Regions from separate parts of the Mus musculus genome. Here region 2 is linked to region 1. Evidence: chromatin loops called from intact Hi-C (ENCODE). Cell type or tissue: left cerebral cortex. All regions are shown on one strand. Each heading gives the region's core, and the rest is flanking DNA. Links, peaks and the distances in the headings are about the cores only. Region 1 has its middle 11 kb from the start of Gm29862. Region 2 holds the start of Lrig3 (leucine-rich repeats and immunoglobulin-like domains 3).

Evidence for each region. A loop is a pair of places that touch in the nucleus more often than their neighbours do. Peaks named below come from ENCODE experiments on the same cell type or tissue, not always from the same donor. Only the 100,000 strongest peaks of a DNase experiment are listed, where the experiment ranks them.
Region 2: a loop joins it to region 1, with 1.8 times the contacts of the local background. A loop is called at or near these places in 1 of 42 quality-filtered maps.

What each region holds. Positions count from the first base shown.
Region 1 is chr10:125,783,468-125,786,380 of GRCm38, reverse strand. No RefSeq gene overlaps it. Among named protein-coding and RNA genes, the nearest start is that of Gm29862, 11 kb to the right of the region's middle. In left cerebral cortex, for the core only: CTCF peaks have their summits at 1,325 (motif pointing left) and 2,489; DNase peaks (open chromatin) are centred at 791 and 1,301.
Region 2 is chr10:125,964,771-125,967,683 of GRCm38, reverse strand. Lrig3 (leucine-rich repeats and immunoglobulin-like domains 3) reads right to left here and starts at 1,465. Exons shown (of 19, transcript NM_177152.5): 1 at 973-1,465. The coding sequence starts at 1,208. In left cerebral cortex, for the core only: no CTCF peak of the experiment used is centred there; DNase peaks (open chromatin) are centred at 503, 884 and 1,554; H3K4me3 peaks cover 1,765 bases; H3K27ac peaks cover 994 bases.

The DNA.
Region 1 (2,913 bases), core at 182-2,681:
GAACCTCGTCTGAAGGTTTCGTAATGCACAAAGAATTCTCTTTGCAAGGAGCCCAGGAGGGTGAACACACAGGGATCCTCTGTGGCCTTGGGGGTGTGGGGAAGGCCCTAGCAAGTCCTCTGTGTCTGTCAGAAGTTTGTTCAAATGACGCATGGCTTGGATTTAACGTTTTCAGGTACTTTATCTTTACTTTCACATTTGAAATTCGATCAGTCTAACGTAAATACGAAGCAGCCAGGCCTTAAAGAACAAGACAGGCTCTCTAAACACTCTGAACTCCAGAAGAAAACACGGCCATGTTTTCATAATATACTTAGATGCAGGAAATGCATACTTAATGGGCTAGGGTGACTTCATGTAATCTGCCACCCACAGATAATTAATTAAGCTACTCAGTGAGTGTCGGGCAAACAAGTTAACATCGCAGGCTCTCAGGAGTGTGAAGTAGTGTCCTGTTTACATTTCCTGGATGGTTCAGTGAAGAGCTGTGGGAACCACCAAAGGGAGGAGGCTATTTCAAGTTGTGGCCCTCTCAAAATGCTAAGAGCGGCTATTAGCCCTCAAAGGCTGCAGGTCTAATCAGCTTCAAATAGTGAGAAACAGCTGGCCAGGAGGCCGGTCTGTCAGTGTATGAGGTGTCTGTCTGGGAGGTGGCTTGGAGGAGAGCTCACAGACTCCGGCTCATTATCTCCAGAATGAAAATGGAACCACAGCTGTCTCTTCTGATAGATTTGATTAAACTGCTAAGCTGGGGGTGGAGGGGTGTCAGAGAGGGCGAGAGGAACGTCAGCAGAGGCTCGGAGCCAACAGCGTGTGCACGTATATTTCCAAACTCCTCCGGGCAGGAGGTATCTCAGTAATGGGACTTGCCATGAGATCTCTGGCAGGCTCGGTGTTGGAACCACATCACTGAAACTGCTTGTCTTGGGATATTTTATTTTTGTTCGTCTTGTCTGCAACTCTCCCCGCTGTGAATACTATCCAAGAGGAGTAAAAATGAATTCATCATGGTTGTAAACTTCCCAAAGCAGAGGTTTTGCTTTTGCATTTCAGAAGACAACTTCCCAGGGGAGATGCCCATGGAAAAAATGAAGTTTACCTACCACCAAATCAAATTTAAGGTGTCAAAAGTCTGGCTGCCATCTTAAAGCCGTTGAGAAAAGCTGCACACAATAGCTTTGGAGTCGACCTGCCTTTTTACTAGAGCTATTCTGCTGCATAAAGAGTTTTGTATTTTTGTTATAGCCTGAGTTAAACACAGACCCCTTTCCCATTAGCATTGATGGTGACCTAGTACATGAATTCCACAGAGCAACAATGCCCCCTCCTGTCAGCTGTGCTAGGGTGTAGCACCCTTACTGGGGTTAGTGATATAGAAACTCACACTTGCCCCCTCCCCCACCTCCTGGTCATTGGTCCTCTGTAAACATCACAAATGCCCACAGAGATAATAAACCTGAAAATGTATCTTTCTTTAGTCTGTTAAAAAAAAAATAAAATTTAGTTCTTAAGGTCATTGCCATTCTTCTTAAATTTCACAGATAGGTTCAGTTATCTCTGTGGCTGTGGAGATGGTAAGTAAGCATCCTCTATATGGGCTACGTGAGTTGTCTAATGCATTCTATACTTAAATAGCAACGTACTTTGTTCAAACACTAGAGCCTTGATAGAGATGGTCACATGTAGTAGAAAGATCATACAATTGTTTATGAACAAATACGGTAGATCATGTCTTCATGCTTTAGTAACTTCTCAAGAAGGAATGGAGAAGACCCTTAGCTGGGACCAATAAAAGCACCAAGCATCTGGGATGTGGTGGTCAGTATTCCCCTTTTTTCATAAGGCCTACCTCACTTTACTGGATCATGTGGTATGAATGCAAGAGTCCTTTCTTGGGCAATGTTTTAAAATACATTGCAAAAGATTGTCAGGACTTCTCAGTGCATTTATTCCAATTCAGACTTTCCATGGATTTATCATTTGTAGGAGGAACAGTGCGGCCTCTGCATAAATGCCAGCTGCAAAGGCATCTCCTGCAGGAGGACCCAATTGAAGGCTGCCTGGAGATCAAGGATTGCTGAAGCAGGCAGCAATACCAGTCAATTGGGAGCTGCTGTTTAGAAGAGATGCTTTCTTGGGACCAATGGAGCCCTACTGGAAGGTATTAAAGGAGCTTGCAGAGGCATTCAAATGAGTTTCTCACCTGCTTCTGGAGTCTGTGCCTTTGACTCAAAGTCACTTCACCTCCAACCCCCAAGGGCAGGTAGGGTCGGGCCACAGGCAGTACAGGGCAAGGCAACAAACATTAATCATATTTTTGGAAGTTTTCATGGTTTTAATACATTCTGAAAGAAACTAGCTAAAGTTTGTTTTGTGTACACGAGTGTCCCATGAGTGTGTACATGCCTGTTCACTTACCTTGGCATGGTGTATATGTGTCTGAGTGTGAACTTTTTGTTTTGGGGTTCTTTTTCTGATTTCTGGGTATTGAAAGGAGTGCAAAGACAGCACTCTACCACTCGGGGGTACATCTCCCAACTCACTAATGTGAAGAATTACACAGTAGCTTGGTGTTTGGAAATTAGAGGCAAATCCTAAACATATTCCTTCCTAGCCACACGAAGACAGCTCATGGGGACTCTCTGCATGAGGTTAGTGGCTTCACTCTCATCTATTAATGTAGATTCCCATGTCTTTAATTACATTAAATAATGACGAGGTTGAAACTTGCATGGCATATGCAGTGAGCTAATGAATTCTTTTTAGATGTTGTGTTTAATGAAGTCTGTCTTAAAACCTTAGAAATCATTTCTATTGCTTTGGTAAATCACAATGACAAAAAATAACTTGGAAAGGAAAGGGTTTATTCCAGCTTATGACTCTCAGGTTGTGCATCAGCATCCAGGGAAGCCA
Region 2 (2,913 bases), core at 255-2,754, 180 kb before region 1:
TGTTGTTTGATGGTCAACAGCTTATAACTGATGAAACAATGTAGGTTGGGACACTGGATCAAAACCACGATTTCTTAAGCCGCCTGGCCAATATTGTCAGGACCTACGAGTGTTTAAGAGCTGAGAATGTCTGCTAGGCCTAAATTTCAGAATCTTTAAGTATGAAGTGATTTGATTTCTTTTAAACGGGACAACTTCTTTTTTTTTTAAGTGCAACTTTTGCTTTTTTGCTTATGGCTTAAACGCCCCCTCCAATTTTAACAAAATTAGGGGTTGGGAGAGAATAAAGAGAGCTGACATTTGTAAGGACTCGCATTTCCAAGTAAATTATATTTTCTTCCGTGTTCTATCCACACAGTTGGCAGTGACTTCGGGGTTTCTGGCTTCCCAGCTAAAATCCGCCAAACAGCACTCAGCGCAGGCTCTAAACTTGCCCAGATCTCGGTTGTGAAAACCTACTTCCTTTGCTTAATCTACCCGATCAGTCTTCGCACCCAACTTCTCACAGTAACCAAGACGCAGACGCATTTCAAAGTGGCCCGGGAGCGAGGCTGATGGTCTGCTAATGTGAAATTAAGCACTGCGGAGAGAAAAAGTCTGTGCGGCTTTGCTTGAGCAAGGGGGGTTATAAGAGAAAGGCGCGCCTGCAGTGACCGTCTAGGGACCCTAACTAACCCCTGAGAAGCTACAGTTGGGCCAGTTTCCTACATAAACTCAGAAGAAAACTTGCAAAATACAGTGTCTCGCAGACTGGCTCCCAATCGCAGGCGTCGGGTCTGCTGGCCTAGGAGTGGCGACTCAAGAACCCACCTGCGCGGATGCAGAGGGAGACTGAGTCCCCCCACAGGGCTCCGGTAGCGGCCTGGGCGCTGTATAGTGCGCTCTGAGCCCCGGGCCTAGGCGGACTCTTCTGGTCTCGCACCCCTGGCGGGCCGGTCTCCTTCACCCCACCGGAATGATACTGATACTCACAGCCGTGTGACCCAGGCCGGGAGAGGATCGGGAAGGCGAACCAGCCGCCGCCGGCTGCAGTCCAGCAGGTCCCCGAGGCAGTGGCAGGCGGCTGGACACGGGCGCTGCGCATCGTCGTCCAAGAGCTGCCCGGGAGCCCCGTGGCCTCCGCTTCCCGCCGGGCCCGCGCGCCCCAGCCCCGCGCACAGCAGCAGTCCCAGCGCCGCGGTGGCCGCTCGGAGTCCGGGAGCACCCATCGCCGCGCGCCCCGCCGCCTCCGGTTCGGCCCGGAGCTCTACAACCTCGCGCACCCCCAAAAGCACCGACTCCCAGACCGGGCTGGACACGCCGATCGCCGCCTCGTGCTCCTGGTGGCTCAGTCCCCGCACTGAAGGCCTCGCATGCCCCTGCACAGCGGGAGAGCCAGCAGCGGAGGACCGGCAGCCACGGTGAAGGCAGCCCGAGCGGCGTCCGAGAACGGGATGGCACGCCGAGAAACTTTTCCGCCTGCGGCGGGCGGCGGGGCGCGATGTCCCGGCGCGGCGGAACGGCGAGGCGGGGCGAGAAGGCGGGCGCGCGCCCATTGGCCCGCCTGGCACCCGCGGCCACGTGACAATAACAAGGCTCCAGCCCCGAGCCGGCGCCCGGGAGAAAGTGGAGCTGAGATTGTAGGAAATTCCGAGTTACATTTTCCAGCGTCTGCAGCCAGCAGTCTCCGCTATGTCCTGAGAACCATAGATCAGATGGAATGGGAGGGCAAGAGCGAGCCAGCGAAGGAGCGAGCCAGCGAAGGACTGAGCCGGCTGGTGCTCTGAGCTGCAGTTACTTAAGGGAAACTTTAGAGAGTACAGTTAAAGTAGTTGCAGTGTTCCAAGGCCTTTCAATTCCTAGCGAGAGAACTGTGTCGATTATTATATTGTTGGCGAATGAAACAGTGGCTTTCATAAAAAAAATTAATATCGGTGCCAGTGAGGTCTTTTATGCCCATAAATTGGACATATATAATGTATATGTATGCGTATTTGTATATGATGTATATGTATAGCCTGGCAACCCAGCACTGTATGGAAGAGGCAGGCAGACCTATGAGTTTCGGGCCGGCCAGGACAACACAGTGAGACCCTGTCTCAAACGTATGTGCACATGGATGGATGGCTAGATGGATGGACAAAGGACATGGTTTGGGATATGGGAGCTTGGTTTATAATAGATGGAGCTGGAGGGAATGATAATAAATTAATAAATAACTAAATAAATTAATAAACTAAATAATAAATTAATAAATCCAAGTTGGCAATCAGATTCCAAACAATAGTAGCTAAGAAGAATAAAAGCAACCACACTAATATATGCTAAGACCTTGAAAGAAAAAGCACACGTGCGCATGCACACACGAACGCACGCACAAACACACGTGCACATGCACACACATGCTTACACACACACACACACACACACACACACACACTTACCTTAGTCTACCTGCCTTTTGAATGATGACATTCTTGACTGAAAAGTCTACCAGACTTAAATAAGCTTATCTGTCTGTGGGGTATATTGAGGGAGGAGGTAGAACCAAAATACCAGGCACCCCTGAAGTCTGTCTGGATGTACTCAGCCTGTAACCTGGGTAGCAAGGTGTTGAAAATAATGGAGACCTCAGAGTTGATCTGCTAACACCTCAGGGAAAATAGGTCCCAAAGAGATACCTAACATTTTGTAGGGTGACATAAACTAATTTTAAGGCTCTGTTTCTGTAGGTTGTTGGCTGCATGGTATCTGCCCAAGCATGTCTGTGACTTGGGTTACTTAATCAGCTAGTTGATGCAGGATGAGATAGCTGATGGAATTGAGACTTTAACCCCATGACCATTGACTTGCACTGTAGCGTTCACCTGTGTAAGCACGGCCATTCATGGGGAAATAAAAGACTCTGAAGTTGGCACACCCTAGTTTAGGTGA